Regions from separate parts of the Mus musculus genome. Here region 2 is linked to region 1. The links are chromatin loops, found by intact Hi-C in ENCODE. Cell type or tissue: heart. All regions are shown on one strand.

Region 1 (4,000 bases):
CTTTGTGCTTATTGAGCTCAGCGCTAGAGCAGTTCCCCTTCCCCATCCTACTAGCTCCCATGGAAAGCTCTCAGAATCACCGTGGGGCGCAAATCACCTACTGACGCCATCCTCAGAGTTAGAAGACATGTGGAGACATCTGGCCTGAGAATCTAAAGGTTAAAATTATCTCATTTTACTCCCTATGTCTTCATAGCATCAAAATAGCCTGTAGCACTTGGGTGCATAGCCACGTTCCACCACTCGCTGTGTGACCTTGCCTGAGTTACTTCACCTCTCTGAAGTTCAGCTTCCTTATCTACTAAGAGAGATAATAACACCTCCTTCAGAAAGCTACTGTAAGAACTTGGTGAGATAAGGTATAGAAAGTGGCTAGAAGAATAGTTGACACCAAGCAAGAACTAAAAAAAGAACTGGTTTCTGGCCCACCCCATCTCTCCTTTCCACCCTTAGCTGTTCAGACAACCTGCTGGTGCTGAACTTTCTAGAAATCGTCTGGTACCCTTGGTTGATTACAAATGGGTGATACCATTCCCACAGCCAGCAACAGTAGCTACAGATTAAAAAAAAAAAAAAAAAAAAGAACTGTGACTATTTCTTAGCTGTGGACAGGTTCAAATCAGCTCACAAAATGACTCAACACCGTTGATAAATGATGTGTTCTTGGCATCAGGAGGCCCTATCCCAATAACCTTCAGCACCTTATGAAGAAAAAAAAAAATCCCGAAGGCCAGTTGAACAGCCTCCAGAGAAGGGCCCGAGGCTTTGTGGTGACCTTTAGTTAATCCCAAGTGCTCCAGCAGGCTGGTCATAAGAGGGTCTCTGTCTGCTCAGAAATGTCTCAAGTCACAGGTTTAGCAATAGGAACGACTCCAGCAGAGCAGCTGTCTGGTTCCTCTCCGGGCTGAACCACCACAGTTCTACTTGCCTTGAATTCCCTGAGGTCATAAGACTCCCTCAGACGAAGGCTAGATGCCTGTTCCCAGCTGCCCCTAAGCCGGTGCCCAACCTGTCTTTGGCGGCTTTGTCTGGTAGGTTGAAGTTCTGCCAGAGTAAGGTTTTGGCTGAAGGGCTCTGTGGCTACGGGACAAACCTTGGCTTAAAGAAAGAACTCGAGTGAGTGGCTTTGAGCCTCTGTCGGTGAGGCCAAGGTGGTCTCTGCTCTTCGCAGTTTCCGCAACCCCTTCAGACCCCCCCCCCCCCAACCCACTGGCACAGCAGTTGCAGGATTGAAACTTCTGATCGTTTCCTCTTTCATGCGTGCCCTGTGCCTCTTCAGTGCCTGGCAAAGTTCCATGCGAATACTTAGCAAGAAGTCCTTGTGGCCAGGATGGTCTGTGCTGCATTTATGATCTACTGGGGCTGGGTGCTCCAGGAAATTGTTAAGATCAAATAGGACACGGAACTGGATGGGACTGATGCTTCCTACAGCCAGAGGCGAGTCTATGTGCTATAGGCTGCTTTCTTCTGAAGCAGGAGCTGCTTCTATCAGGTTGTGTGTAGACTCAGACAAAGGACCAGCGCATTTCATTGTGTATATAGGCTTCTGTAAGGAAGAAAACATCTAGTCCCACGGTCCGGGTTCTGAAATGCCCTTCCCAAACCAAACTGCTTCCAGAAACCCTGAACTAGCTGGAGGTACAGGCAATTCAGCATCTCCAAACGGCTAGCAAAACTTTCAGGAAAGCACAATAATTGGTCTTCAGGGATTGGCTGAGTGAGCCAATTGGCCAGGCCTCCTAGCTAGACAGGTACATGGCGTCACCTTAGCCTCCTAATCTTATAGTCCCTGTGCCCTGGGCCTTCAAGCTTAGAGGCTAGCATTCCTCACTGGATACAGAGGTGACTGAAAGCACGGAGGAAGGAAAGAGGGAGAGAAGGCTAGATAGAAGTGAAGGCAGCATGAAAAAAGGCTTGGGAAAGAGGAAGGAAGAGGAGAACTGGAAGGGGAGACGAACAATGAAGGTCTCAGGCCCTCGGAGGCGCACGGTTCCGGCTGCACGTCCATCCGCCCGCCTCCGGCCAGCAGCTGCTCGCCGCGCAGCGTGTGGGCGCTGAGTCACTGCCCCTGCACAGCAAGCCCGCGTGCAGGTCGGGGAAGGGGGGAGAAGACGAAGGGAGGGGAGCCCAGTTGGCATCTGCAAACTGCTTTTTCCCCCCCTTTCTTTCCTCTTTCATTAAGACTATGTGCTGACTCCCACGTAGAAGAACTTATTAAACCGCACGTACTACTCTACCGCTCTTTGGGGGAGCACGCATGGTGGCCAGCAGGGGGCGCTACAGCCCCGCTTATGGACGTCAGGGCCCAGTGAAGACTTGGGCTGCTAGCTGAGGGTTTCCCAGAGCTGCTGTGCGAACGTTTTGCGGGTCCCCCACCCCCGGTAGCTTTTAACACCCACAGTTGGAGCATAAACTCTACTTAGAAAGCCTTGGATATCAGTTTAAGTCTCCAAAGAGCGCCTTAGCTCAGGTCCAGTGAGCAACCCTATAAAATTGGGAGTATATTGCGCAACTTAAGGAGCCCAGGCTCGCCTATTAGGGCTCACCCTACCCTACCCGGTCTGGTTGCCATGCAAGGAGGTGAACTCGGGTATCTCAGAGAACTCTTGACTCCCTCCCAGGACACGCGCTTTGTGCATCCACATGGACACCAGAGCTCACAACAGGTAAGCCTTGCTTAGAGAGGTTGCTTTGCACCCACAATGCAGTTCAATCTTCCCAAAACAAGAAGCAGAATCTCAGCACTTCCAGGCCGACCCAAACCCAGACCACCATCCTTCCCCAAATGCATGAACCGAGAATGAATCAGCATTGAGACAGTTTATTGGTTTGCTTTTTCCCAGATCACATATTTTATGTAAATAGATTATAGGAAACACAATGTTTTTTCTTCATCCACAGGCGATAATCAGGCGCTCTCCACCTTACACACACACACACACACACACACACACACACACACACACGGAACCAAACAACCTTACACCTTGCTGAGACATTCACGTCTTAAAATAGGGGAAGGTGACAATATAATCACTTTAAAATGCCCTTAATACAATATATAACGTACAAAAATATCTCTATATATTTGAAGTTACAAAAAAAAAAACCTTGACAGCAACAAACTTAAATACTATAGTTACCTTTGGCTGGACAACAAGCATTGCACGTTCCTCGCTAGGTTTTGGAAAGTTCAAGTAGTAATGAGGCTTATGCCCCGTGAGAAACCAGTTTATGAGCGGGCAAGGCAGTGGCTCAGACCCCTGCCCGGAGAGTATCAGCCTGTAAGTCTCGGTTTCTGGCATGAGCCTGGCTTGGTCTTGGGTTCCTCTGCCTCCCCTAGGGGCAGCCAGGCAGATCTCTGCAGGATTGTCTCAGTCCGCCCCGGTGCGAAGTTCTCTGATTCCGCAGGCGCCAACGGGATACTCGCCCGACTGTTCAATGCTGTCACCCGCACCTATATCCTAAAGAGTCTGGAGATGTGCGCCCAGGGGCCTGGGGCTGTGTGTGTCTGCTCCTGGGAGGACTCCACAGTCCGGGACCGGAGGACCTCCAGCAGGGAACGCCGGCGCCGGCGGCCATAGCCTTGAGGGCTGATCTTGTTTCTGGGAGCCATGCCGTCCTTGTCTTTGTCTGTTAGCTGGTAGATCTGGTGGGCCAATTTCTGAAATGTGCAGGTCCCGAAGCGGCATCCATTGCTGCGGGAACCCTGGTTCATGCTCTGGCGGTAGCGTTTGACACGAATGTGGGCTTCGCTCTGATTGCTGTGAAGAAGGAAGGACACCTCATCAACCGGGGCTTTGGTCCCAACCACCTGGGACCGGAGCCATGCAGTACCCGAGGGACCTGGAACCCGTTCCCTCCGCCGGAGCCTCAGCTGCAGTGCAGCCAGGACAATCCCCAGGGTCAGAGTAGTGGAGAGGGCACATCCTCTGCAGAGAGCATAGTTACCTGGCTTGTAGGGGGCCAGTTGTGTTCTGCTCGTCCAGGAATGGATCAA
Region 2 (4,000 bases), 200 kb after region 1:
CTACACAACTTCTCCTGTGTGCCCAGCTGGTACTACTGGAGGCTGCCCTCTGCCTTTCAGTATTTGCATGAGCGTGTTTTCCTACGTAGGCACCCTGTCCTAAGGCATTGTGATTGCAGACCTCATACAAGACCTTATACAAGACCTCATAATTAAATGCCAGTATAATCAAGATAAGAATTTTAGGAAATTTCATTTTGAAGAACTAGAAAACCAGTTAAAGTAAGACCCTTTAACTCAAAGCATAAACTCCTCTCTCTGATTTGCTTATTCGTGATAAGTCAATTTTTGCAGTTGGCTTTACATGGAGCAGAATCTTGAGTGCACCCATCTACAGATTTTGACAAGTGCATGATGCCCCCAGCATCATATTAAGTGCCTATGGCATTCTTACCACCCAGGGAGCTCTTTAATGCCTAGTGGAGTCACATCTTTCTACCACCTCAAACCCTTGGTGACCAGTGATCTGTTTTCTATCTCTATAGCTTTGTCTTTCCACAGTTCACTTGTTTTGAATTTGCCTTCATTCTCTTAATATAGTTTATTTCAGGTTCATCCATGGTCACATAGAGATGGAGATGGCACCTCTCACTAGTGAGCAGCATCCCACTTGCATAGATTGCCTAAGTTTTATTTCTCTGACTTGCTGAATAACAGTTTTGGCAATAATGAATATCCTAGACATTTATACAGGCACTTACATGAATGCAAACTTTATTTCTCTTAGATAAATCCTTAGGACTCAGATACCAGGGTATATGGTAGCACAACATTTAACATTATTAAAACCTGCTGATTGTTTTCTTATGTGTCTGTATTATTTTGTATTCCCACCTGTAGTGTATGAGAGTTCCATTTGCTGTCTGTCTGAAACAACACTCAGGATCTTAACTTATTTTTTGCTTCTTTGTTTTTCTTGCACTCGTTCTCAAAAGTGTGCAGTACTTTTGTAAAATAGTCTTTGTGACTATTTTAATTTCAGCAGGCAAGTGAATGTATATAATGTTATATAACCATTATATGCAAATGCTGCCTTAATATAATTAGGTAATAGTAGAGACTCTTTCTCTGGAGTCATTAAAGTATTGATTCTCCAAACACTAAACCTTCCCTACTCTACTTAGAGACACTATCATATTGGGCAATATCAAAAAACACTTTTCGTTATCACAGCTAGACTGTGATGTTTCCAAATATTTCACAGTGCGTGAAAACACCCACATCTGCCCTAAACAAGGAAGTGTCAAGTTTAAAATGCTAGTAGTATCAAAATGAATAAGCACATCCAATGAAAAGTGACACAGTTCAGCACATCCAATGAAAAGTGACACAGTTCAGCACATCCAATGAAAAGTGACACAGTTCAGCACATCCAATGAAAAGTGACACAGTTCAGCACATTAGCTGGGAAAAGCCTCCACACAAATGCGTTAATGTTAGGAGACCATGATGCATCTCAGTGGCCACTAAAAGGTTAATAAAGTTAGAAAATTGAAACTGTCGCATTCCATCAGTGTCATCTACTGTCAGGCAGCTCAAGAGTGATTTACATAAGTGATAATAATGTCTTCAACTACATTTGGGGAGATTTGTGTTATTCTTCAGAGTACTAGGTATGAGTGGTGGATATTGAAACAATTTTAAATATCCCAACTAATCTAGAATATTTAGTAACCTCTAACAAAGAATATTTATTGTTTCATTGTTATTGTTAGTGTGGCTATGGCCTACTTTAGATTTCCAGTAAGTCTGAAGATTTTTGTTTTCCTTTATTTGACATGTGTGTTTGACATGTGTGTCTGACCTTCTCTTCTATAAATCCTGAGCATACCCTCATTTAGTCTGACAAAGAAAGAAAAAAATTGATGTTTCCTGACCACATGGTATATAAGTTGGTAATTTTTTTAAATCTGAGAAAAGCAGTGAGCCTCTCCGTGTGTGAGTTACAGCAGGATTACAGAGACCACCCCTGGAAAAGCAGCATCAAACCTTAAAATTTACTCCCAGTGAAAGGACTGAACTTAGCCAGACTTTCTTAGCTGTTCATTCTGGTGGACTTGCACAAAATTGTTTCTGTGTCACTGTGTTCAGTTGTCTGAGTCTTTGGTTATTACTTTATATTTAAATTTACATTTCTCTGAACTCAAGTAAAAATGTGTTTGTTGGCTTGGACTGTTAGAAAGTAACAGATTTCCTTGTTTTAGACATAAAACTGGATTACAATTTTTAATGAAATCAGGACCCTAAGGAACCAGTCGAAACCAGTGATAGTGAGAAGTCAGAGTAGATATGTCTAAGACCCTCGTGAATGCAGCAAGTCCTAGCTTGAGCTTCCTTTCCTTGCTGCTTGTTTCACACAAGTTCTACTGGCATGCGGCAGTTTCAGGTGAAACATACAGTCTTCTACACTTAACGTGCTGCCCATTAGAGGGCAGTAGTGCACAGACACAGCAGCTAGGAAACCAAATAGTAGATTTGCATCAGATAAGCACAGTGTGTCATAAATTAGCAAATCTATCTAAGGTCTACATTTTACTGTAGAATGTTTCTGCCACTACAGGTAGGCTCACCTTTGAACTTTTAACATGGGGTTTTCAAATGCTTATTATATAGATTTGGTTTACAGGTTTTCTGATTTGTTTATAAGAACACTGTTAATGCGCAATATCTTTTAAGAAGTGATGTATGTGTAAATGTGTTGCTTCTTTTACTACAAGTGCAATTGCTATTACTAACATATACATTGTCTGTATTGCAATGTTAGAAAGGAAAGGAGTGCATTTCATTTTAAGCGTATGGTATCATACAAAAAACATGTAATAGAGAACTTTTTAAAATAGATGTTATTTAGAGTTTTAGAAAATAGCCTTAGATTGATCCTGGCATGCGTATAGTGGTGATCGCAATCACAAGACGTCTGTGATAAGTTCTGTATTATCTATCGTCAGTACATATGAGGATGAGCGAGTCATCCTGTCCCAGATCACACCTACTGATGAAATGCTCAGGCTTGGATGTGAGCACCAAGCATGCTGAAACCAGAGAACATAAACTCAAGTACTTCAATGTACTCACTGGATCACCTAAATGTGCTGCTGAATTGTAATGCTACCTAGTTTTATCATGTTTTCATGTCTAATCTTGTTTCTGGGATGCCTATTCAGCTTGTCCATTTAATCCTTGTCCGTTTAGTCATAGGCTATAGAAGGTTGCATACATCTGAAACCTTGACGCAGCCGTTTTCTCTCCGTTAGTCTGTATAGTACTAGAAAAAAATACCTGAAACAATTAACTTACAAGGATGAAAGATTAATGTCGACTCTATGGTTCAGAGACTTTAAGGAAAAGCTGCTGAACCCTGATATCTTGGACTTGGTGACATGGCTCATTATGATGAGTGTGCATATTAGAAGAGGCTGTTCACCTCAATGTGGCTAAGAAACAGAGACAGGAAGGGGCCAATATCCCCATTCAGGGCACATACTTTGCAGTACAACTTCTTTCCACTGGGCCCTAACTCCTAAGGATTTTAGCATTCCCAATAGCACCAATGGCTGATGACGAAACCTAGCATATGGCTCACTGGGGGCCATGTAAGATCCAAGCTGCTATGTTCTTCTGGGCTCCCTTGACTTGTTATGGGTCTTTGTTTCACTGTAAGGATAAGCATGCCACATTACAGGTTTTGACTAGAAGTACTGCATGTAACCTTTATTTTCCTAAATGACCTTAGTCATTGCTAGAACAGCAGGTAATAGAGATGCTAAGAAGTTTCTACTTTAAATTTTTTTATGTTTTAGTTGTTAAAATGAGGAGGCCCTATATGGCCCAGTGGATAAAGCCATGTGAACCTGACATCCTGAGTTCAGATCCCCAGAGTTCATGTAATAACAAGACCCAGTAGTGTCCATGTCCATAATTTATTTCCGTGTACTCAGTGGAGAGGTGGAATGTAGAGATGGGAGAAATGCCAGAAGCTTGCAAGCAAGCTAGCCTAACC

Evidence for each region. A loop is a pair of places that touch in the nucleus more often than their neighbours do. Peaks named below come from ENCODE experiments on the same cell type or tissue, not always from the same donor. Only the 100,000 strongest peaks of a DNase experiment are listed, where the experiment ranks them.
Region 2: it touches region 1 in a loop (10-fold over the local background); 18 of 42 quality-filtered maps call a loop at or near these places.

What each region holds. Positions count from the first base shown.
Region 1 is chr7:110,628,626-110,632,625 of GRCm38, reverse strand. Adm (adrenomedullin) reads right to left here. Exons shown (of 4, transcript NM_009627.2): 3 at 3,952-4,000; 4 at 2,806-3,764. The coding sequence ends at 3,458. Gm28863 (a long non-coding RNA gene) reads left to right here and starts at 1,720. Exons shown (of 3, transcript XR_003946665.1): 1 at 1,720-2,666. In heart, CTCF peaks have their summits at 2,250 (motif pointing right) and 3,331; DNase peaks (open chromatin) are centred at 965, 2,185, 3,405 and 3,675; H3K4me3 peaks cover 2,661 bases; H3K27ac peaks cover 2,983 bases; H3K27me3 peaks cover 1,385 bases.
Region 2 is chr7:110,430,901-110,434,900 of GRCm38, reverse strand. The region is part of intron 13 of Sbf2 (SET binding factor 2); the gene reads left to right. Among named protein-coding and RNA genes, the nearest start is that of Gm32861, 140 kb to the right of the region's middle. In heart, a CTCF peak has its summit at 2,428 (motif pointing right); no DNase peak of the experiment used is centred here.